2 separate regions of the Mus musculus genome follow, and region 2 is linked to region 1. Evidence: chromatin loops called from intact Hi-C (ENCODE). Cell type or tissue: left cerebral cortex. All regions are shown on one strand. Each heading gives the region's core, and the rest is flanking DNA. Links, peaks and the distances in the headings are about the cores only.

Evidence for each region. A loop is a pair of places that touch in the nucleus more often than their neighbours do. Peaks named below come from ENCODE experiments on the same cell type or tissue, not always from the same donor. Only the 100,000 strongest peaks of a DNase experiment are listed, where the experiment ranks them.
Region 2: a loop joins it to region 1, with 2.0 times the contacts of the local background. A loop is called at or near these places in 3 of 42 quality-filtered maps.

What each region holds. Positions count from the first base shown.
Region 1 is chr1:37,607,927-37,619,074 of GRCm38, forward strand. It overlaps Cracdl (capping protein inhibiting regulator of actin like), which reads right to left. Exons shown (of 10, transcript NM_028096.1): 8 at 6,555-6,742; 9 at 5,411-5,555; 10 at 3,750-4,470. The coding sequence ends at 4,331. It overlaps 4930556I23Rik (a long non-coding RNA gene), which reads left to right and starts at 6,581. Exons shown (of 2, transcript XR_373329.1): 1 at 6,581-6,641; 2 at 6,973-7,447. In left cerebral cortex, for the core only: a CTCF peak has its summit at 9,636; DNase peaks (open chromatin) are centred at 5,042, 6,356 and 7,170; H3K27ac peaks cover 1,651 bases.
Region 2 is chr1:37,466,728-37,477,875 of GRCm38, forward strand. All of the region lies in intron 5 of Mgat4a (mannoside acetylglucosaminyltransferase 4, isoenzyme A), which reads right to left. Among named protein-coding and RNA genes, the nearest start is that of Gm39627, 31 kb to the right of the region's middle. In left cerebral cortex, for the core only: a CTCF peak has its summit at 5,213 (motif pointing right); DNase peaks (open chromatin) are centred at 5,193 and 7,571.

The DNA.
Region 1 (11,148 bases), core at 1,694-9,693:
GCACTGCTATCCTTATGGATGTACCCAGCTCTCTTAAGGTGAGGAGACCACAGATGGCTGTGGGCTGTTAGAGTGATGAACCAGCCTGCCTCTGTCTTAGGCCTAAGAGCCATTTCATAGTAAAGACAAACTGGGTTCAATCCTGTTTATGATTACACATCTGTTTCTCAAGGATTGGGCTATACCCCAGCTACACCCTTAACTATAAATGGCTCTAAAGTGTCTGCTCCAGAAAACAGCCTTATTTCCTGGAAACTGCGTCCTTGTCTCTGGAGGTTGTCCTGAAGAACATGTTATGCTTGTGGCCTGCTTCTAAACACTCTACCTATTCTCCCTTCTGGAAACACCCTATCCCAGAGGGTAACTTCCTCACAACCAATGCGGACCTCTCAAACGCCGCCTTAGGTGGAGGCAGCCAGTGGACATGAAAAAAAAAAAAAAAGGCTTGCTCTACCTCAGTAGTACCTTAAAAGGCCTTTCACCCAGGTCACCTACGGCTTCTGTGTGCCCAGAGCCACCAGCCACTCTTGTTGTCCGTTAACCATCGTCATCCAGCAGATCTCAGCCTGGACGGCTGCACGCTCCCCTCTCAACACCCTGCCCTTTCCTCTCTCAGCCCCGCCTCTTTCTTGTTCTAAAGACAATTTGAATCGGTTTTTTTGTTTTTTTGTTTGCTTGTTTCAAGACAGGGTTTCTCTATATAGCCTTGGCTGTCCTGGAACTCACTCTGTAGATCAGGCTGGCCTCGAACTCAGAAATCTGCCTGTCTCTGCCTCCCAAGTGCTGGGACTAAAGGTGTGTGCCCCCACTGCCTGGCTCCAAAGACAATTTGGATACATCTGCTCTTTCCAGACCTCTAGAATCAGGGCACCTTTTTAGATCAGTCCCAAGAGCCCCCTCTTCCTCTTTCAGACCTGAATTTCTGTCCTGTTTCAAACTGAGACCTCCCAAATCTGTGGACATGGGTATCTATTTACTGGCTCCACAGGTGCTCACACTGGAAGATGCCCTCTTTTCTGTGGGTTTCCCTCTCAGGCCCCATTTCTGTAAATGCTTTCTGTATGGACCAAGAACTCCAGCCAAAGGCCTTCCATTCTTTGCTTCTCACGCCACATCAAACGCACCCACTTAGGCCATGACTCTAGCCAGGATCAGCCATTTGATTAGATGACCTCATCAGCCACCCCCTACCCCAACCTCAAGAACTCATTCAGCCACAGCCAGTCTCTGGCTTAGGCTCTGTTGTCCCAACAAGCCCCTTTCCTTGATTTTTGCATACTTAATGTCTATTCATTGTGTCCCTTTCCTATGAAAAAGTGGGCACACTACAAAGATAGAGTTTTCATGGGGTTGGGCCCCATCGTAGAGATGCTTCTAGGGAACTCCCACACAAGTTAGAAACATGCCAAATTATTCAAGTACATGTGCACTGAAAATTTAAAAGTGCCAAATTAAAGCAGCAGCAACAACAACAAAAAGCCAGCACATTCTCTTATCCTTTAAAGGAACTCAAAGACAGAGGTGGTCACCAAGGAGAAAGCGTGGTGTACACATTTGTTCCTAAGACCCACGAGTTCACAAGGTCATGCTCAGTGTGCTCCCATGATGTCTCTGAGGGCAAGGTTCACTCCTGTACTGACTGAGATTTAAAAGCAGGAATGCTAGGGTTGGGGGTTCAGCTCCGTGGTATGATGGTTGCCTAGAGGCACAAGGGTTTAGGTCTCAGCTCTGAAAAACAAAACCAGGGGTGTCAATTGTGATGGTTTGTATATGCTTGGCCCAGGGAGTGGCACTATTTGGGGGTGTGGCCTTGGAGTAGGTGTGGTCTTGTTGGAGTAGGTGTGTCACTGTGGGTGTGGGCTTTAAGACTCTTCCTAACTGCCTGGAAGCCAGTCTTCTACCAGCCTACAGATGAAGATGAAGAACTCTCAGCTCCTCCAGCCCCTCCAGCCCCATGTCTTCATGGATACTGCCATGTTCCCACCTTGATGATAATGGACTGAACCTCTGAACCTGTAAGCCAGCCCCAATTAAATGTTGTCCTAATAAGAGTTGCCTTGGTTGTGGTGTCTGCTCACCAGTAAAACCCTAACTAAGATATCAATTTACAGTAGGGTTTAAAAACGTAGGCCGTCAATGGCCTTAGCTTCAACGTGCCTCAACGACTTCATCGACAAAGCAGAAATGCATACTCACCCCAAGGACGGAAGAGAGGGTTGTAACTAAAGTGGCTAATGTACTCCCAGCAATGCCCGTTCCTTCTGCTCAGGAGAACTGGGTCTGGTGACTCCTCTCACGCTTTCCCCATTGTTACCACTGTAGACTTCTACATCACCACCGAGCCTTGGCTGGCCAAGCTTGGCTGGCCTCCAGGTCTTCTATCAGAGCCTAATCTCCGTGCAGAGGGCAGAGGCTATAGGACTCCATCCTACCGAATTCTCCTATGTCCTAAAAACCTAAGCCTGCTGTGTACCACACCCTGAAACACAGAGAACAGTCAAATCAAAACTGAACCACGTCTTTTTGTTCCTGTAGTGAGGCCTCTGCCTCCAAAGCATTCCTCTGAAATGCTCTGCTGGCCAGAGAAATACAGACAAATTGATTTTTCTCTAGTTAAAACTATTCAGGCCAAAGCTTTAGAGTTCTTGCATTTATGTTCTCTAAGAGAATGTCATTAATAAATCAATTTGTCTGTGGAAAGAAACTGTCCCACACTCCTTCGGCAGAGGCAGATGCCATAAAATTGTGTAGCACTAACAGCTAGGAAAAGAATTTTCATGAGAATGGAAAAATAGACTAAAAGTGGCAACCCTTAGGACACATAAAATCAAGTTATAATAGAACAAACATATCATGAGGTCGGACTGATTTTGCGTCTAGCTGAATTAACTCCCATAGAGACTGGCTTGTGGGGAGGAACAAACGAATTGTTTTAAAGCAACTGCTAAGGAGCCATTGCACAGAACCTCTGAGATCCCAAACTTTTCTTCCAGCCCAATTTTGCCACATTCTACATTCTTGGCTGTTGTACCAGCGAGCCTGTTGTCAACAGAAATATGCAGGCTGGATGGGTGAAATGCCATAAAGTGTCAATAGTGTCCCGCTTAGATTTACTTATTGTATTTTGGCAACGTGACACAAGCCAGGGTCACCTGAGAAAATGCCTCGTTAGCCAACACATGGTCAAGTCTGTAAGGGAATTCTCTGTGAGTGAGCCCAGCTCTCTTCAGGCGGCAACATTCCTGGGCAGGTGATCCTGTGTTGTATAAGAAAGCAGGCTGAGCCTGCCACAAGGAACAAACTGGTAAGCAGCATTTCCCTGTGGCTCGTGTTTCAATCTCTGCTCCTAGTTCCAGCCTTGGCTTCCCTGAGTGGACTGTGACCTGGGTTGTGTCAGCTCAAATAAACCTTTTCTCCCAAGCCGCTTTTGGTTATGATGTTTATAAACAAACTGGAAAGCAAACTAGGATAGACGGCCCCTAAGACTTTCATATTCTTGCAATGTTATATGTAGAGCAAATGAAAAAAAAATCCTACAAATTCTTCTTTCTTCCTAAAATGAACACCAATGTTTTGTTAGAACAATAAAAACCAACCACTCCCTACCACCACCACCACCCACCCCTCGCTAATACACAACAAACTCAACTCCCAACCAAGTCAGGATTTTCACTGAGGCGTAAGGGCATTCCCTCAGCATTGGAAGATGTTCTCTAGGAGCAAAAATAATATTGACGCACAGAGCAGAAACATGTTTGAAACTTTTTATTAAACAGGCAATGCATTTTGCACAGGACACAGATGCCTAGTGGAAAAGTTTAAAAATTCTTTTTGGAAACAGTCTATGAATTGACAAACCCTGCCACGTCCCTTCCTCTCCTTCTCGGGGTGGGTGGGTTTCTTCAGGAAACTGGATTGTTAAGTGGGTAGCTGCTCTTGTAAAGGGAATCCCTGCTTTACCACAAACAATCATGCCTATTAGTAAACAAGAAAGACCACGATGGCCCACGGCAAGACGGTGGCCAGAGGCACTGGCTGATGGCAAGAGGCAGCGCAGACCTGGGACTCGTAGGCTCACGCTGACATCTCAGCACAGGAATGGCGCCCCTAAACTTCGCAACATTCTTGCCACAGCCCCTCTGGCCCGGCACTGAGGCTGTCTGCTGGTCTTCTCCGTTCCCCCTGGTTCCTCTCTCTTCTCGGAGCACATCAGAAGCCGTTGACAAAAATCAATCGTAAGTTTCACAGTCTGCTTGCCAAGATTTATTGGCAGTTTAAAACTAAGTGGCTCGTCGGTCCAGTGGACCTCCTTCCCCAGCAGCCTGCCAATCTATTTTATGATTTGGGGCATGTCGCTCCAGGCTTGAGATTTCTTTCTGGCGAGTTCCATCCAGGATGGCTGATCTGTACTGGCGTAACTGGCCCTCTTCAGCTGATGAAGTTCCTTCTCTGTGGTCGCTGCAGCCTGAGCTGCTGGGAGACAAAACAGACAAAAGCAAGAGACCCAGTGTGGGTTTTCGCTAAGCCTCTCCTATAGCTTTAAATATACGTTCCAGTCTCCACTGTGCTCCAGGACACACAATCCCTCAGTGCATAAAGGAGTGAAGACTGAAGCATCGAGTGTGGAGCACATACGATTGGAAGAGTTTCAGAGCAGGCTTAGGTGGTTCCGGAGGCAAAGTGAGTCTAGAAAGGTTCAGGGTCTAACTGCAGAACACCAGAGGTAGGCTGCACGAGGGACCGAGCATACCACCTTCACAACCACCCAATTAAGATGGCTAGTAAAGTACAAGTCTCGTGTCGTTTGACCACAATACAAAGTAAATAAAAAATTAAAAAATATTAGGTTCGGGATGTCACTCGACGGGAGAGTATGTGATTAGTGTGCAGGAGACTCCGGGCTCATCCACCATTTGAGGTGACAAATACCACCTCCCGGAGCTCAGAATTGCATTCAAAACCAGCAGAGACAGGGACCTGTGTTTTATGATTTCACATTCCCAAAAAGGGATATCTCACAGAGACACAAAGTAGGTTAGTGCTTACCTACCCCCAGGGTAGGGAATGTGACAAGTAGGTTTCCTTCCAGTGTGAGGGGGATGTTCTATTCTTAGATTGCTACCAGGGTGGTGGGACTCCGCAAATACACATAATCTCACCGTTAAATACATCCACTGAAATGCACACTGGATATGGGTGACCGTTATCTCATGTAAATTCCTTCTCAAAAAAAGGGGGGGGGGACTACATTAAAAAAACACTGCTCAACATGGCAAAATGATTCAATAACACAAACTCCAATCATAGGAAGAAATATATATATGTGTGTGTGTATGTGTAAATATATATATCTGTGTGCGCGTGCATGAGTGTGTGCCAAAGTATTTGGAAATAAAAGCCAGTCTCATACCCAAGTTCTGATGGGACAGTGAGATTCCTCTCTGTAGCCCTTCCTTGAGGTTCAGTTTTGACCCCTGCCTCTGGGTCACAGCAGGCTTTGCAGGGGTCATCAGGAAAGATTTGCTCCGGACGAAGTCACCCTGCTTCACAGACTCCTACGGAGACACAAAATGACAGGTGCTGCCCAAGGATAACAGACTCAGAGTGGGTAAATACTCCAAGTGTCTTAGCTACAAAATGTCTCTTCCAAGATGCACCCTGCTGCTGGCACTTTCTGGAAAGGGGCTCTGTGCACCGGCATCACCCACCAAAATGCCAGAGCTGACTTGTGCCAGCCTCCTGCAGCCCACGTGTGCATGGTGGCTCCTTGCTTGCCTGGACAGCCCAGTCTCAGCCCCAGATGGTATAGAGCGAGGACTCTATGTGAAAGCCGTAGGGAATGGTTTTATGATACACACTATATGGCAGCAGCTGAAATGGGCTAACATTTCGCACTGTAATTTCCCCTCCTCAATGCTACATACAGGTCTTCAGCTGTGTAGACACAACTGAGGATTGCATTAGCAGGAAGGGAAGCAGGTCCTATTGCAGCGCAGGCTCCCTTTCCTAGACAGCAGAACCCCATTTATTGTACTGGTTAGCAGAGGGTGCATCAGCACAGTTGTTGGGGTTGGTGAGAGCTGTTTTCAGTTGAATACAACATGCAACTCCAGGTTTTGGCTGTGCAGCCCCAGGTGAGGGAAAAGGGAAGCCAGCAGGCAGCAGCCAGAGCAGGCTTCATTTATCATCACACAAGGGGCTGAGGTGGAGCTGGTGACCATATTAGCGTGTGTCTGAAGGGAGCCGTTGTTTTAACTGTCTTCAATTTTTTTCCAGAGGCTGAGCTGCGTTGCCTAGGAGGCCAGAGCAGCCTCGGGCGCCACTGCATTTCTACCAGCCCACACAGGCAAAGAGGCAGCTAGCTCCATCACGGGGTCCACAAGCTGACGTACTGCCTTTGCGCATGTCAGCCATCACGGTAGGCACGGCATCTCTGTGATGTTCATGCAGGACCTCTGTGAGCACAGCGGTACCTGCTCCCACCACACCCTCACAAGATCGCTGCCCTCCTCACCCCACCCCCACCCCGAACGCCACAGAAAAAGAGTGGTAACCTGGGCTCTCTCGGCCACCTTGGCTTGCTTCCCAGTTTCTGTCTTTAGGATCCTCGACCCAGGTTTCTCTTCCTGGTTGACGGGCAGGTCTGGGGCTCCTCTTCTCTTCTGCCGGGCCATGGTGATCCAGGGTGGGGTGGGTTGCCCATCAGCCCCAGGACCTGTAGCCGCAGGAGGCTGACCCTTTTCTGTGATAAAGGCCAAGAAGGAGCAATGTTAGGCAGATAGTCCCACTCTCCCCTTCAGTCCCACCCACAGCTTCTCTCCCATACAAGGTGTGTTATATTGCTTTGCTTGGTTCAGGGGGCTGAGGAGTGGTAGGATTGAGGAGTAGAGTCTCAGAGAGACCCCCACTTCCCATTCCCCCCTGAGCCAAAGCCTCTCTTCAGCAAACTTCATTTTTTTTTTTCTTCTATAGATGTCTCAAATAGATTACCTCCTCTGGTCTGAGCCGCCAAAACCACAAGATGCAGCTGCCACCCCAACCTGTGCACTTTGGAGCTAATTTCTACCAGGGCCTTCTCTCTGGGAGGAGCTGGAATGTATGCACAGATAGGATGCCTTTGATAAGAGTCTACATTTGGGACCAGCCACCCGCCCCCACTCCGGATTTACTTGACGCGCTAAAAACATTCCCTTTGTGGGACGTGATGCCATTTCTACAACCATCTGTCTTCACCTGACACAGGAAGTTGGGGCCTGCATGGTTAACACCGGCTGTTTTTCTTCTCCTGCTCTACATTCTTTTAAAGGGCCCTCTTTGCCCTCTCCTGCCATTTCTTCACTTAGTGACCAGGAGCTCCCGCAGAACTCTTCCTGTGTCTCACCCTCACTCCCATCCCTATCCCAGAGGCAGCTACTCTCTTCGAAACAGACGGAACATTTTCTCAGGGTTTGAACTTTATTTTCTTGGCTAACAACATATTCCTCGAACAGTTCTGATAAGATTAAATTCACAACCCGAGGAACTTGCCATTCCAGTTTGAAATCAGAGCAGAGAAGTAGCTTGTTGAAGGCCAGGCCAGCCTCTCTCACCTCCTCAAAGCTCAGTGCTGGGTACTGAGCACTCTGTCACCTCTTAGCCCAAAGGCACAAGACATAGTTCTGGTAAATTCTTTATAACCTGCACTTGGATAATTTCATCTGAGCCAAAAGATACATTTTTAAAATGAGCATAAAGAGGGCTGGGGGGCCCAGGGAGGAGGGCTGGGGGGCCCAGGGAGGAGGGCTGGGGGGCCCAGGGAGGAGTGCCGGCTGCTCTGCCTGAGCACCTGAGGTTGAGTCCCAGCATCCACATGTGGCTCACAACCATCTGTAACTCTGGTTCCTCGGGTCACGCTGCCTTCTTTGGCATCGGTAGGTAGACACACGGTGCACAAACACTTGTACACGTAGAGTTAAAAACATTCAAACGAGCAGAAAAGTTATATGAGACTGCCTCTAAGGTGGTTTGGCAAGAAGGGACCCCCAGGGGAGGGTGGGGCTCTGGGGACTGCTCAAGTGGCAATGTTTCCAACTGCACTGATGTATGCCCATGTACCTACGTTCACATGCTGACCCTGGGAGTGGGTGAACCCTGCAACTGCACTAGGCTGTGCCAGGAGGTGACCTACAGGCAACTTCATGGAGCACTGGCCTGAGCAAGTGACCAAGACCTCTTAGCAGCCATTTCTTTCCTGTTTGGTTCCTGTATTTCCCCACACTTGGACACATCTCACAATATCAAGCCTCAGAGATGTTGCACCTCTGTCCCAAGTAAAGTATGGGCAGAGTCGGGTGACAGTCATTCTGCTCTGTGACACAGGCCTGAGTGGTTTCTGTGACTTGCACCCTTATCCTCTGCCACACTGGAACCCACGGCTCTGCGTCTGTGCTCCATCTGGGCTAGGGAGGGCTAGGGCTAGAGAGAGGAATGAAGACGGGCAGTGGGCAGTCTATGGCGGCCTTGAGGGGGCGGGCAAACAGGTTGTCAGTGACCCCTTAAAGCATTAACTCTCAGGGCCAAGGTTGAAACATAAAATCTCTTCTGCGATTAGATCTGCTCAAAAGGTCAGCTCTAGGGCACGGCAGATGTGGCAAATAAAGCCACTCCTTTGTTTATATTCCGGCCTCAATAGACAGACCTGAGTCTCCTGGGGATCTGGTTTAAAGATTTCTGACATCTCAGCCCCTCCTCCGGAATAATAAGGGCTTTAGGTTGTCAAGTGTACCCAGGTCTGCAGCCAACACCTGCAGAGCTCGACAAGTCTCTCACTGAACAGCAGACACCACGTGTTGGAATGTATGAGATCCCTTTGCTGAGAGTTTGAGAAAAAGCTGGCTCCCCACACCTGCCTGGGAAGGGAGCAATCTAATCTGCCTTAGAACAAACCCAGACTAACACTTCCAGATGGCAAGGGCCTCAGGTGTGGGGAGCTGGAGAGCCACACAGCTGGGCCCTAACAACCCCATTGCACAGGCAAGTGACTTCTGATCAGAAGAAACTATCACTTTGTTAGTTACTGAGAGGAGTCCATCAAAGGAACAAAACCCCTCCCTCCTCAGTAGCGTAGTCTCTTCCCTCAAGCTCTATTTGGGAAAATACTGTAAAGCACTGATCTTCAACACAGCCTGTCCTGGGGCTGGGTTTCAGGCCTCAGGCTAGCCGTGTGCTCCTGGGCAGACCCCGTGTAAATGCAGGTGTAAAAATCCCAGAAGACAACCTGCTATCTATGCCAGATGTTTGTAAAGATTCAGTGACGTCATCCTCCTCCAAGCCCCAGCACAGTGCCTGGCACCTGCCAGCTGTTCTCCATTACGATATGTGTAGAAGACCACTGGCTGGGCCTCAGCTGCTCCCACTGCTACTCTGTCTGTCATTGCTGGTAACAACGTAAGGCAACCATTTTGCTGATTTCTGTTTTCTAATCTCTTTCAAAAGATGGGGAAACTAATGCAGTGGGCTTATGGACTTAGCTTGTGGACTTATGTGACTTAGCTATCTGTATTTAGAAGACACCACTCCCCCCAAGTCCTAACCACTCACCCGATCCTGGGATGCTCCACCTACAGGTGGCAAACACTTTCTATCACTCGGAGTCACCCCCTTTGCTTGGTTTTGGTGCCTACTAAAATTCAAATGTAAGGCACTGGTTTTTGTTTGCTTGCTTGTTTTGTTTTGTTTTTCCAGAAAGAATCCTAGAAGTGACCCACTGAGAGTGAAGCACAAATGATAAGCCACACCCTGCATGACACCTCTCAGAAGGCTGAGCCCGGAAGATTAGAGCTGTCAAGAACACAGTTGTGGTTGGGAAGCAAGGAGCTGGAGGATGTGAACTTAGGGACTCTCGCTCTTGGGCTGAGATATTAAAGCAGATGTTCTGGTCTAAGCAAGCTTGGAACAGGGCAGCATACTGCTGTGCTTCTTGAAGCAACTGTGTGCACGAGTATGTATGTGTGTGTGTGTATGTGTGCGTGAGCGTGCTCACGCCTGTGTGTGAGCATGTCTGTGTATGAATGTGCTTGTGCATTCATGCATGCATGTATGTGTGTAGGTATGTGTGTTTGCACATTCATGTGTGTGCTTGCACATCCACGTGTATGTACACTTTCATGTGCATATTCATGTGTGTGCTTGTATGTGTGCATGAGTACATACACAAGTTTATGTGCGTGTATGCATGTGAAGGCCAGGGATTGTCACCAAGCAAATCTCTATGCACCCTTATTTTTGAGATTGGGACACTCACCTAACCTAGAGCTCAATAATACAGCTAGACTGGCTGGCCAGTAAGCCCCAGAGGGCCTCCTTTCTGTCCCCCACCCCCAGTGCTGGGATAATAAGAAACTGGGTGCTGGGCTCAAGTCAACTCAAGTCCTCACACTTGTGTGGCAAATGCTTTAACTGGAGCCATCCCTGCAGCCCCTGAACCGCCATTGTAAAAATGTATATCCACAGCTCATTTCCAGGAATTAAAACCTCCTCCGGGGAAGAAAAGGCCTGAGTTTGTTCAATAAGACTTCTGATCTAAAGTGGACCTATTAGCAACCATGTCTCTCAAGTGGTTGAAGCCAGAACAGCATTTGGTCCTATCTGCTTGTTTTTTAGGCCCCCAGCTACAGTCCTGACATACATGGGCATGACAGACAGACGCTAAGGGGGCTCCAGGGCAGGTGTGGACCTTGTGTCCTGAGAATACCGCACCTTGTGTTTGCTTCAGGGTTACATTAGGCTTTCAGCATATAAGACCAGCTCTGTTCTTAAAACATTCATTAATCTGTTATCTGTCCTGGCTCACAGCCAGCTCCTGGTCAATATCACTGTGGGTTTTAGTGGCTTTCCATCAGTTCTGTCCAGCAGCTATGGGGCGATCTTATAACAGAAGTTATTGTGCTTGCCGGAGGCTTTATTTTGAAAGCAGGCAAGGGTTTTCCATAAAGCACATAATATAGAGCTTTGCACTAGCTCCAACCCCGAGTGAACCCACTACCCCTTCATTTCCTCTCCAGCACATAATCAAGGCCCAAAGCTCACCATTTCCCTGTTGGAGGATGTTCTCCCTGCCAAAACGCATCAGCAACCCCCAGATCAGGTGCTTCCGTGGCTCCCTGGATA
Region 2 (11,148 bases), core at 1,659-9,658, 140 kb before region 1:
ATGTATGTATGTATGTGTGCATGTGTGTGTGGTATATATAGTACACGTCCATGCTACTCTTGGAGGCCAGAAGAGGGCATCAGTTCCCCTGGAATTGGAGTAACAGATGTTTATAAGCCTTGGAGTGAATGAATGCTAGGAGCTGAACTCGGATCCTCAGGAAGAGTCACCAGTATTCTTAACTGCTGAGCAGTTTCTCCAGCCTCTTACTTCACTTTTAATGCCAAACTCAAAGTGGGCCAAATAATGAATCACACACTGGAAATACCATTTTAATGTTTTAGACACTTGCTCTATGAAACACCACCTCTAAATGTCCTGAGTTACTATTACAGTAAGCAAACATGTACGCTTTATTATGTTCAACCACTGGATCTAATCAACTTGATTTACTAGTTGATTAAAAGTGAACATGAACCACAATCACAAAGGAACTCACACAATATGTACTCACTGATAAGTGGATATTAGCCCAAAACTTAGGATACCCAAGATATAAGATACAATTTGCTAAACGCATGAAACTCAAGAAGAATGAAGACCAAAGTGTGGACACTGTGCCCCTTCTTAGAATTGGGAACAAAACACCCATGGAAGGAGTTACAGAGACAAAGTTTGGAGCTGTGACGAAAGGATGGACCATCTAGAGACTGCCATATCCAGGGATCCACCCGATAATCAGCTTCCAAACGCTGACACCATTGCATACACTAGCAAGATTTTGCTGAAAGGACCCAGATATAGCTGTCTCTTGTGGGACTATGCCAGGGCCTAGCAAACACAGAAGTGGATGCTCACAGTCAGCTATTGAATGGACCACAGGGCCCCCAATGGAGGAACTAGAGAAAGCACCCAATGAACTAAAGGGAACTGCAACCCTATAGGTAGAACAACAATATGAACTAAGCAGTACCCCGGAGCTCTTGTCTCTAGCTGCATATGTATCAAAAGATGGCCTAGTCGGCCATCACTGGAAAGGGAGGCCCATTGGACACGCAAACTTTATATGCCCCAGTACAAGGGAACGCCAGGGCCAAAAAAAAAAAAAAAAATGGGAATGGTTGGGTAGGGAAGTGGGAGGGAGGGTATGGGGGACTTTTGGGATAGCATTGGAAATGTAAATGAGAAAAATACGTAATAAAAAAATATAAAAAAAGGGAACATGAAGCACTTCTTGTTCTCCCGAAGCATCTGAGCCTTTAAGTGTGTGTGTGCACAGCAGGGAAGCAGCCTGTGGGCGGTAAGCAGAACCATGAAACCAAAACTGAGACTCAAGATTCACCTCTGCAGCTACACCTGTGTTGCTTCTCAGCTTTTTTTTTCTCTTCTATTAAGGGTGGGGGGCGAGGGGGAAGACACCTTAGAGACTATATTGAATAAACCTATATAATAAAAAGTAGAGTCATCCTGTATTATTATATTGATACTGAAAACTCAAATCAGGAGAGGATAACCACAGTTTAAAATAAAGGGTATGCTTCAATTATAAGCAATTAAAAATCTAGGCTAGGGGTGTAGCTCAATGGTAGAGCCTTTGCCTTACATGAACCAAGCCCTGGGTTTGATTTGCAGCACCATCAAAAACAAATACACAAACACCTGAAAAATCTGATATTCTTGTCTTAGGGTTACTATTGCTGTGATGAAACACCACAACCAAAAGCAAACCAAGAAGGCAAGGGTTAATTTAGTTTACACTTCCAGGTCACAGTCAATCACTGAGGGAAGTCAGGGCAGAAAGTCAAACAGAGCAGGAACCTGTGAGCAGGAGCTGATGCAGAGGCCACAGATGGATGCTGCCTACTGGCTTGCTCCTCATGGCTTGCTCAGCCTGCTCCCGTATAGAACCGAGGATCCCCTGCCCAGGGGTGGCCCCACCCACAATGGGTTGAGACCTCATGCATCAGTCACTAAGAAAATGCCCCATAGACTTACCTACAGTCTGGTCTTATTGAGGGTCCCTCCTCTCCAGTGACTCTAGCTTGTGTCAAGTTGACATAAAACTAGCCAGCACAACTCTCTATCCATTTGAAACTCAGTGACAACTCAAATATTGTCAACTATTAAGAGAAAACAGTGATATATAAAATTTGAGCTATGTTATAAAGACTGTCAAGCATCTAATGCTGGCAGGTATAAAGAAATAGCTTAACAAGGAAAAAAAATCTCATTAAAAACTAATAGTTTTTGCCTAATTTAACTTTGATTTCTGTTGACTGGATTCCAGCTTTTATTAATCCTCTCCCCTGTTGGCTCAGGCCAACAGTCAGTGACTCTTTCTTAAATAATCACCCACATGCTTGACTGAAGAGTATCTGAGAGTATGATTCTGGAGACTGTAACCAAGCATGGCTTACATAGACCACAGTGTACTCAGAAACATCCTGAAACTCAGGTTGACAAATACTTGAAGAGCCATGGTGATATGGCTAGCTCAAGCAAAGGAATACAGAAAGGCAACCCTCTGCTCCTGGCAGGTTGATCTGAAGCCGAAAGCCACCGATTTCCTGTGAACACAGGTCTGTTACGTTATGTGAGCTTTAAGCTGGTTTATGGGCAATACAAAATGCAACCACACAGAACGCTTCCCACCACCCTTACCTATTAACATATCTACAGAAAATGTGTTTAAATAACTGTGGCTGGTGTCCTTTGGGATGGAGAGCTGAACCGTTCTGGTATCTACTGGAGATTGTGGGGTGGGGTGGGACTCCTCTGAAGAAAGCTGAACCCGTGAGCAGTCTGAAAGCACTGGACTCCATTAGCCAGGCCTCTTCAGTGGGACTCCGGCCCCTCCCTCTGTGGCTGGCGTCATAGGGATGGGCACTCAGAGCTGCTCACTAAGTTTGCCTAAGACATTTTAAACAGCAAATGGAAACCATATGAAAGAAGAGTAACCACTCAACTGTGAATTGAAAACTGGGATATGCACGTCCCAGGAATGGGATGCTTGGACAGAAGAGAATTAAATAGGCATAAAAGGCAAAGAAGGGCTGGAGAGGGCTCAGTCAGTAAGCACAAGGAGCAAGGATTAGATCCCCAGAATGGGCGGAAGAACAGGTACAGCAGCACTTGCCCCAAATCCCTAAGCTGGGGTTGAGAAGGCAGGACAAACCCCGGCCTCACTAAATAACCAGGCTAGTGAGCTCCAGGATCCAAGGCAGAGCCTACCTGTCTTTAAAAGCTACGGTGGAGGGCTGGAGAGCTGGCTCAGAGCTTGAGAGCACTGGCTGCTCTTCCAGAGGTCCTGAGTTCAATTCCCAGCAACAACATAGTGGCTCACAACCATCTATAATGAGGTAGGTCTGGTGCCTTCTTCTGACATGCAGACATACATGCAGGCATAACAGAGTAAATCATCATCATCACCATCATCATCATCTTCTTCTTCATCATCATCACCACCATCATCATCTAAAGCTAAGGTGGAGTGTGACAGAGGAGACACCCGACTTTGACCTCTGGCTTATACACATCCTTTAAACCTAGGACTTGGGAGGCAGAGGCAGGTGGATCTCTGTAAGCTGGAGGCCATTTTAGTCTACAAAGGTTCAAGCCAGATAAGATCACATAGCAAAAAAACAAAACAAAACAAAACAAAAAACAAGGAAAGATATTAAGTAATCAAACAACTGAAAACAAGATATTTCTTCTATGTGTTGAAATATGTATGAATCCTGAAGACACATTATATAAGAGAAACCACAGTGCAAAGGACCATATATAGTGTACAAACTGCATTTATAAGAAATATCTTGTAAATTTATGACAGCTGGCTCGGGCTGAGGGAAACAGAGGAGTGGGTTTTCCTTGTCGGGCTGCGGAACAGTTCTAACACTCGGCATGGCAGCACCCGGCTGAATATAACGTGGATCGCACAGAAAAGCAAGGTAAAAAACATCAGGGAAACAGCATCTCATGCTGAGCATCCAGCAACGAGCAAGGTCAAGGGCGTTTCGCTCTCCTCGGGGTGGGCACACAAAAGCTGCACACACACACATATACACACATACATACATACACATATACACACACATATACACACATACACACATATACACACATACACACATATACACACATACACATATACACACATATACATACACATATACACACATAAACACACATACACACATACATACACACATACATATACATACATACACACACATACACGCATATACACACATATACATATATATATACACACACACAAACATACACACACACACACACACACACACACACACACACACACGCAAGGGTGGGTCCTAAGAGGGCAGAACATCAGCAGGAGCCAGAAGCAGCAAGCTCCTTTCTCCACCAGGAAAATTTCAACTGGCAATCTCAGAGATCCCAACATTTGGAGAATTACTGAAATGTGGCCCCTCCTTTAGCCCAAGGCCATGTGGAGAGGAGGTCCCAAGGTTCCATTCTCTAGAAGAATCTAGATGCCCTAGCATCTTGAGAAATGTTCCAGGAGGCCCATTCTAGTCTCATCTTGGGGACACTGGCTGTAATAACTATAGCAGCCAAGACAGGTGGACTTAGAGAAAGGAAGTGGAGTCACAGTGGCAAATGCTGTCATGGTGGCAGTACCTCTGTGTAACTGCCGTCTGCAGCACCTGATCTAACAGCTGGCATGGCAGCCTGCTCACAAAGCACTGAGGAAATTCAGCTTAGCCTGAGTCCCTAAACAGCTGATCTTCATGCCCATTCCAGTGGTCCTACCCCAACAGAGAGACGCTCACCTCCCTATCTCAGAGCAGATATGCTTGCCCCCAGCAGCCAAAGCAGCAGCTCCTGGCAGACAAAAAGCCTTACAAAGACCTTGCCCAGGGACAAGAGTCCCAGCCCCACACTCTACACAGTAGTTCTGGGCCACAGCTGTATGAGCTTAGACAGTGTATACCAAACCACACCACAGCCACACCCTGGAAGCCATCTTCAAGCACACATTTTTGAGGAGCACGGGCTCTCTGCCCACTCATTCTGAACAGCAGCTCTGCCTAAACTGGGATCTCGGCTTACACCCTTCTCCAACTGCAGATTACAATTAGTTCGATTATGAGTGCTTGGGCCAGAAGTTGCCACAGGACCAACTTGCAAGGCACTCAAGCAGAGACTCTAGCAACTTTGTCCACACTGTTACCAGATCTCTCATGCCAGTCCAAATAGTGTTCATCCCTGCTAAGCAACACCTAGAATGGCCAGAAGAGAGAGCTATTTCCAAGCCACAAAAACTCCAGGGACAGAGGAATCAGGGGCGGGCTTTTCCACTGCCACCCCCCTGGCAAAAGTTGTGACAGTTCCAATAGTGAATTCTACAGAAAGATCTATCAAACATGGCTGTTAATTCACAAGAATAAGCAGAAACAAATCTGCCCATGCATGGTGATTCAGGTCTATGATTTTAGTTACTCTGGAGGCTGCCTAAGTTCAAGGCCTGCCTAAGTAACTCAGTAAGACCCTGTCTCAGGAAACTAAGCATCTCAGTGCTTATGCCAACATCCATGTACTGGGCAGAAGCAGCCACCAGTGAAATCCAACCCCAACTATCAAAACTCAGAAACAAAGGGAAAAAATCCTGAAAGCAGAAAGAGGTAAGAAATCTAACACATATAAAGAATATCAATATGGCTATTAGGAGATTTCTAACAGGAACCCTACAAGACAGGGAAATGACGTAATATATTCAAGGAACTGAAGGGGAAAGATGACAAGATCGTCCTGCAAGGCTGCCTTTCAGAAATGGAGAAACAGGACTGGCAAGGTAGCTCATTGGTAAGGCAATGTGCTGCCACGTTTGAGTTCAATTCCCAGGGAAAAGGGGAACGGACTCATGGGGAACCCATCCCCAGAAGCTGTCCTCTGGTCGCCGTGTGTGCAATGGCTCAAGCATGCCCACCCATACCCTGTGCACAGTACAATTGTCTAAATATATAAACAAACGGGGGTGGGACCCAAGTCCATCACTTTAGAGCACTAGCTAGAGAAAGTTCTTTGAGCTGAAATGAAAGTCCTCCTATCATTACGGGCTGGAGAGATGGCTCAGTGGTTCAGAGTGCTGCCATCCCTTCCAGAAGCCCTGGCTTTGATTCCCAGCAATCACACGGTGCCTCATAACCACCTGTCACTAGTCCTAGGGCATCTGACACCATCTTTTGGCCTCCTCGGACAGTAGGCATGCAAGTAGCAGACAGATATAGCAGCAGGCAAATGCCCATACACATTTTATTTAAAGATTTTATTTATTTATTTTATGTATATGACAAGTACACTGTAGCTGTCTTCAGACACAATAGAAGAGAACATTGGATCCCATTACAGATGATTGTGAGCCACCATGTGGCTGCTGGGAATTGAACTCAGGACCTTTGGAAGAGCAGTCAGTGCTCTTAATTGCTGGGGCATCTCTCCAGCCCCCATACACATTTTTTAAGGCACGGAAGATATCAAAGAACAAACTTGGTGGTAAATGGCACATGAAGCATTCTCTAGGACTGTGCTGGCATTTTTAAAGCAATCAGCCCTCAGTACAAAGTTTATTGACCATAGTGACCACAAAGCATCCAGGAAACACCAGGTAATGGTGGAAAGACTCCAATCAGAGGCGTGTGTGGCGGGGCAAAGGCGTAGAGCTGTGTGTGCACCGCCAACGTCGGGCTGTCAGGTTGTTCTATGGGAGCCTCACAGAGACTGCAAAGCAAAACTCTTCAGAAGAGGCAGGAAACACAATCAGAAAGTGCTCAGAGTGCTCAGAGTGCTCAACTGCACAAAACCACAAAGGCAGGCAGTAATATAGAACACAGTGCCAGCTGAGCCAGAAAACCACGAGAATGATGGCAGAAGGAATCCTTACCGATCAGTGAGTGCTGTGGATGGAAACGGATTCGGCTCTCCCATGAAAAAGAGTGACTGAGTGGGTTAATATTCTCTCTCATTCTCTCTCTCTCTCTCTCTCTCTCTCTCTCTCTCTCTCTCTCTCTCTCTCACACACACACACACACACACACACACACACACACACACACACACACCAGTATGCTGCCTCATATTATCTTTGATTACATATACAGAAAGTGAGGAGATTCAAAAGGTGCTCCAGGCAAACGGAGACCAGCAGGGACCAGAGACTACCTGTACTTTAGTCCTAAACTTAGTAAACAAAGTGGGCTGCAAAGACTGATTACCAGTCAAAGGCCATCATCGAGGCAGAGACAAATGGATCTCCGAGTGCGAGATCAGACTGGACTCCACAGCTCAGACCAGCCAGGGCTACACAGTGACACCCTGTCTCAAAGAAAGGCCTTTACAGAATGAGAAAGCATTTTCATGTACAGCTTTAAATAACTCATGAATTTAATATCGGACCACATACCACACGAAAGGGTCTGAAGAGGCCACTAAGGCATGCCGCTCAAGTCTAATCTGACCTGAACTCTGGAAGTGTTTGGGCTTCATGTCCTTTGTCCTCCTGTCTTAGGCTGACTCCTCTGAGACTAGTGTCCTGACACAGCAAAGGCTGCCTCGGGTTGTTTCTGCATAACTTCCTCCTTTCAGAACCCTCAGAGTCTGAGATTTTTCCAGCAGCTCGGTTGGTATTCTTCCTTCTGTACTGACGCAGAATGTTGTTACCAGGTAGAAGCCAGGGCTCACGGCATTTATTTCTGTCTCTTGGACAACAGCCTTACCCTGCAGAGTCTACGGCCTAGTGTCTCAGAATGGTCAACTGGACATTTCCCTTCTCTCTAGCTGCTTTATGTCAGAAGGTTCACCACCACCAGAAACACACTTGATTTTACATACTAAAGAGACAGTGAGAATTCCAGGAAGGTAATTTGTACCTGACAATCAGCAGGACCAAGAGGACAGACAGCATGTTCAAAAATGGGGTTGAAAGCTTATGAAAACAAAACAAAAAAAACAAAAACAAAAAACAAAACAAAACAAAAAACCTTGTTTTCTGCTCTGAGACAAAGAGTACTACTGCCCACATAAATACTTCACTTTTTAAACTTCAAGCAAAGGCAAACACATACCACAGTATTTCTGTGAGCTTTACTAGTTTCTAAAACGGTCGTGTGCTGTAATATAGTGAGTCAGAAAGAGGAAGTTAAAAGGCTAAAAAAATTAAAAAAAAAAAAAAAAGGCGACTACTTCTTCTTCATTTGAATGATCTGTCCTAGCTTTTCTGTCTCCTCTCATCTGCAGATGACAGCAGACATTCCCACACAGGCCCCAGCACTCTTTCAGTTCAAATCACTTCATAAACTCACCTCTTCAGGAACCTAGTGGGATAGCCTAGTCCAGAACTTGCCTGGATCATGACAACAGTCCCTATCCTTAATAAAGCCGCCAGTGGGTGCCTTTCAAATGGCAGGCCTTGACACCTCAGCAAGGTCTGTGACTAAGGTGCAATTGTGAGACATTCAAGCGGAGATGCTATCGCACAGGTGACCAGGACTCATAAGACTGTACAGATTCCTAAGGAGCTGCCACGGTGAGAAGAAACTGTGGATTCAGGATGACTGGATGCAACCTGGGATGCCGAAACAGAGTGACCATAGCAGTAACAGCAAGGAATTCAAATGAGGTCTACAGTTAAAGAGTACTGGTGCCCATGAGGAGACTGGGTATGGCAAGCCTCTAATCCCAGCAGGGAGGCAGAGGTAGGTGGATCTCTGTTAGCTCAAGGCCAACAGGCCCACATAATAAGGCCTCATCAAAAAAAAAAAAAAAAAAAAAAAAGAGTATTGAGCTCCCAGGATGACTCAGTGGGTAAAGGCACCCCAGCAAGGAACAAAGTATTTGGCTGTGCTCTGACCTCTGTGTGACACAGAACATACACACACACACATACACACACACACACACACACACACACACGCACACACACAGCTGCTGATACATACAACACGCTCACACACAACATAAACACTGCACTCAAACATTACATGCAAGCGGACACAACTCATACACTCACAAAAGAGGAGAGAGAGAGACAGAGAGAGAGACAGAGAGAGAGAGAAAGAATATAACTTTTTAAAACCTTAATCTGTCACTCCTGTAACGGGAGATCCTCTGTTCCCTTCTGGCCTGAGTGTACCAGGTATACACATGGTTCGAATATGTGCACACATATATACATACACATAACTTAAAAAAAGCTATCATGATATGTCAAGTGGCTTCTCTGCTTGGAACTTTCAAGGAGCTGTCCATGTTGGAGCGAGATATTCAGCAAGCCTGACCCCGGCCCACTGTCCTATACTTCCTTAGAACATGATCATAACCCTCACTGTATACGATCCACAGATAGTTGCAGGCTGAACACGGAGATTTTAATAGTTCTGACATAGACCGAATGACTCACAAAACTGAAAATATTTACCATTGGTTATTACAAAAAAAAATTACCTGCCAGCCCCCTCGACTTGGAGCAAAAGTAGAGCTGTGTGGTGACCTAAAGTCCCATGTTCCTTCATCCTATTCTTCTCGACCGCCCCCTACTGAGCTCCAGCCACTCACCAGCTTCCTCCTGAACATCTCAGGAATGCTGTGGTCACATGTCCTTGCCCTATGACCTCTGTGCCAATAAACCTACTCCATGGTGGCCACGCATCGTTTCCCTTTCTTCCTTTCCCTGACCCTCATCTTCCAAGGAGCTCCCAAGCACCTGTCATGCGAGTCTTCTATGGACAGGTTGTATTTTACTCCCTAACGTACCCACCTCCTTTCTTGTTGGATCATGACTGAACTCCATGGGATATGAAATAAATACATTTTCAGTCATCATCTATATGATTTATAACTAACATGTATATAAATATCTTAAGGGTTTAGCTGCTGAAAAGCAACAGGCCAAGATACTACTGATGCCCAAGTATGGTCACGCACCGTTTAAAATCCAGACAACCGACTAGATTAGTACAGATACAGGGCAGAGCGCCTTCCACACTGTAGAAGCTCCGGCTCCAGCCTCCCTCCCCACCTGCCCCATTGTGGCCCCTTTCTGACCCCTTTCTGGCCCCTTTCTGGCCCCATTCTGGCCCCTTTCTGGCTCTATCCTGCTGCTTTAACTACTTTTCCTCCTGACTCCTCCTCTTAGCAGCTACATTCGACATCAGAAGACACAGAACTGATCAACGAGTATCTTTATGATTGGACTAAAACTTCCCCCTAATCACAGGGCAAATCACCCCTCAATTGGAGGCAACTATTTCAGAGGCTGAGGCTGAACCCCATGGCAGGAGCAATCATACCCAGAAACCAGACTGCCCCCTCAAATGATGACAGGGATGGAAGGAATGCTTTGCAGATTCAGAACTGAGACACACAGATCTCAGAGCATTGGCCTGAACCAGATTTCCTGACAGTCTGTCAAGCAAACTCCAGAGCCCCTTCTGTTTCTCGTTTCTACCAAATCTCCAAGTTCTATCAGGCCCTGGAGACAGACTTTGGGTCCTGAAGCCCTTCAATTGTTCTGTCTCACATGGCCGTGTTGACTGAAGCAAAGTCCTTTCTCTGTTCTCATCAACAATAATCTGGAGGTGTGGTTGAGGCTAGCCCATCAATGATCATCTGGATGTGTAGCCGAGGCTAGCCCACTGGGACTCTGAAGACAAAACTTTAACCCTAAACTCTAGTAATTTTACCAACTCAACCTACTAAACACCTCTATGAAAATATGTCATGCAAGCATACAGGCAGGATCCATTTCCTCTGGGCGCACATGAAGCACAGAAGCCAACAAACGAGTACTGAGAAGGCTGAAAGGGACACCACCACGTAAATGGTGTTCTCTGACTACAGAGGGTTTGAAGTGGAGATTGGTTAACAGTGGGGATTGTGAGAAATTCTCAAATAGGTAAGAATGTAAAAACACATTTCTACGTAACCCATGGGTCAAGGGAAAAAATTACATAGGAACTTAGAAAGTATTCTGATCTGAATGAGAAAACCAGGGGGCATGTATGGGGTGCAGGGGCTGGGGAGATGGCTCAGCAGTTAAGAGCAGTGACTGCTCTTGCAGGGGACCTGTGTTTGGTTCCTGGCAACTATACCAGGCAGCTCACAACCATCACCTATAACTCCAGCTCTGGGGCGATCTGCCACTTCTGGCCCCTGCGGGTACCACACATG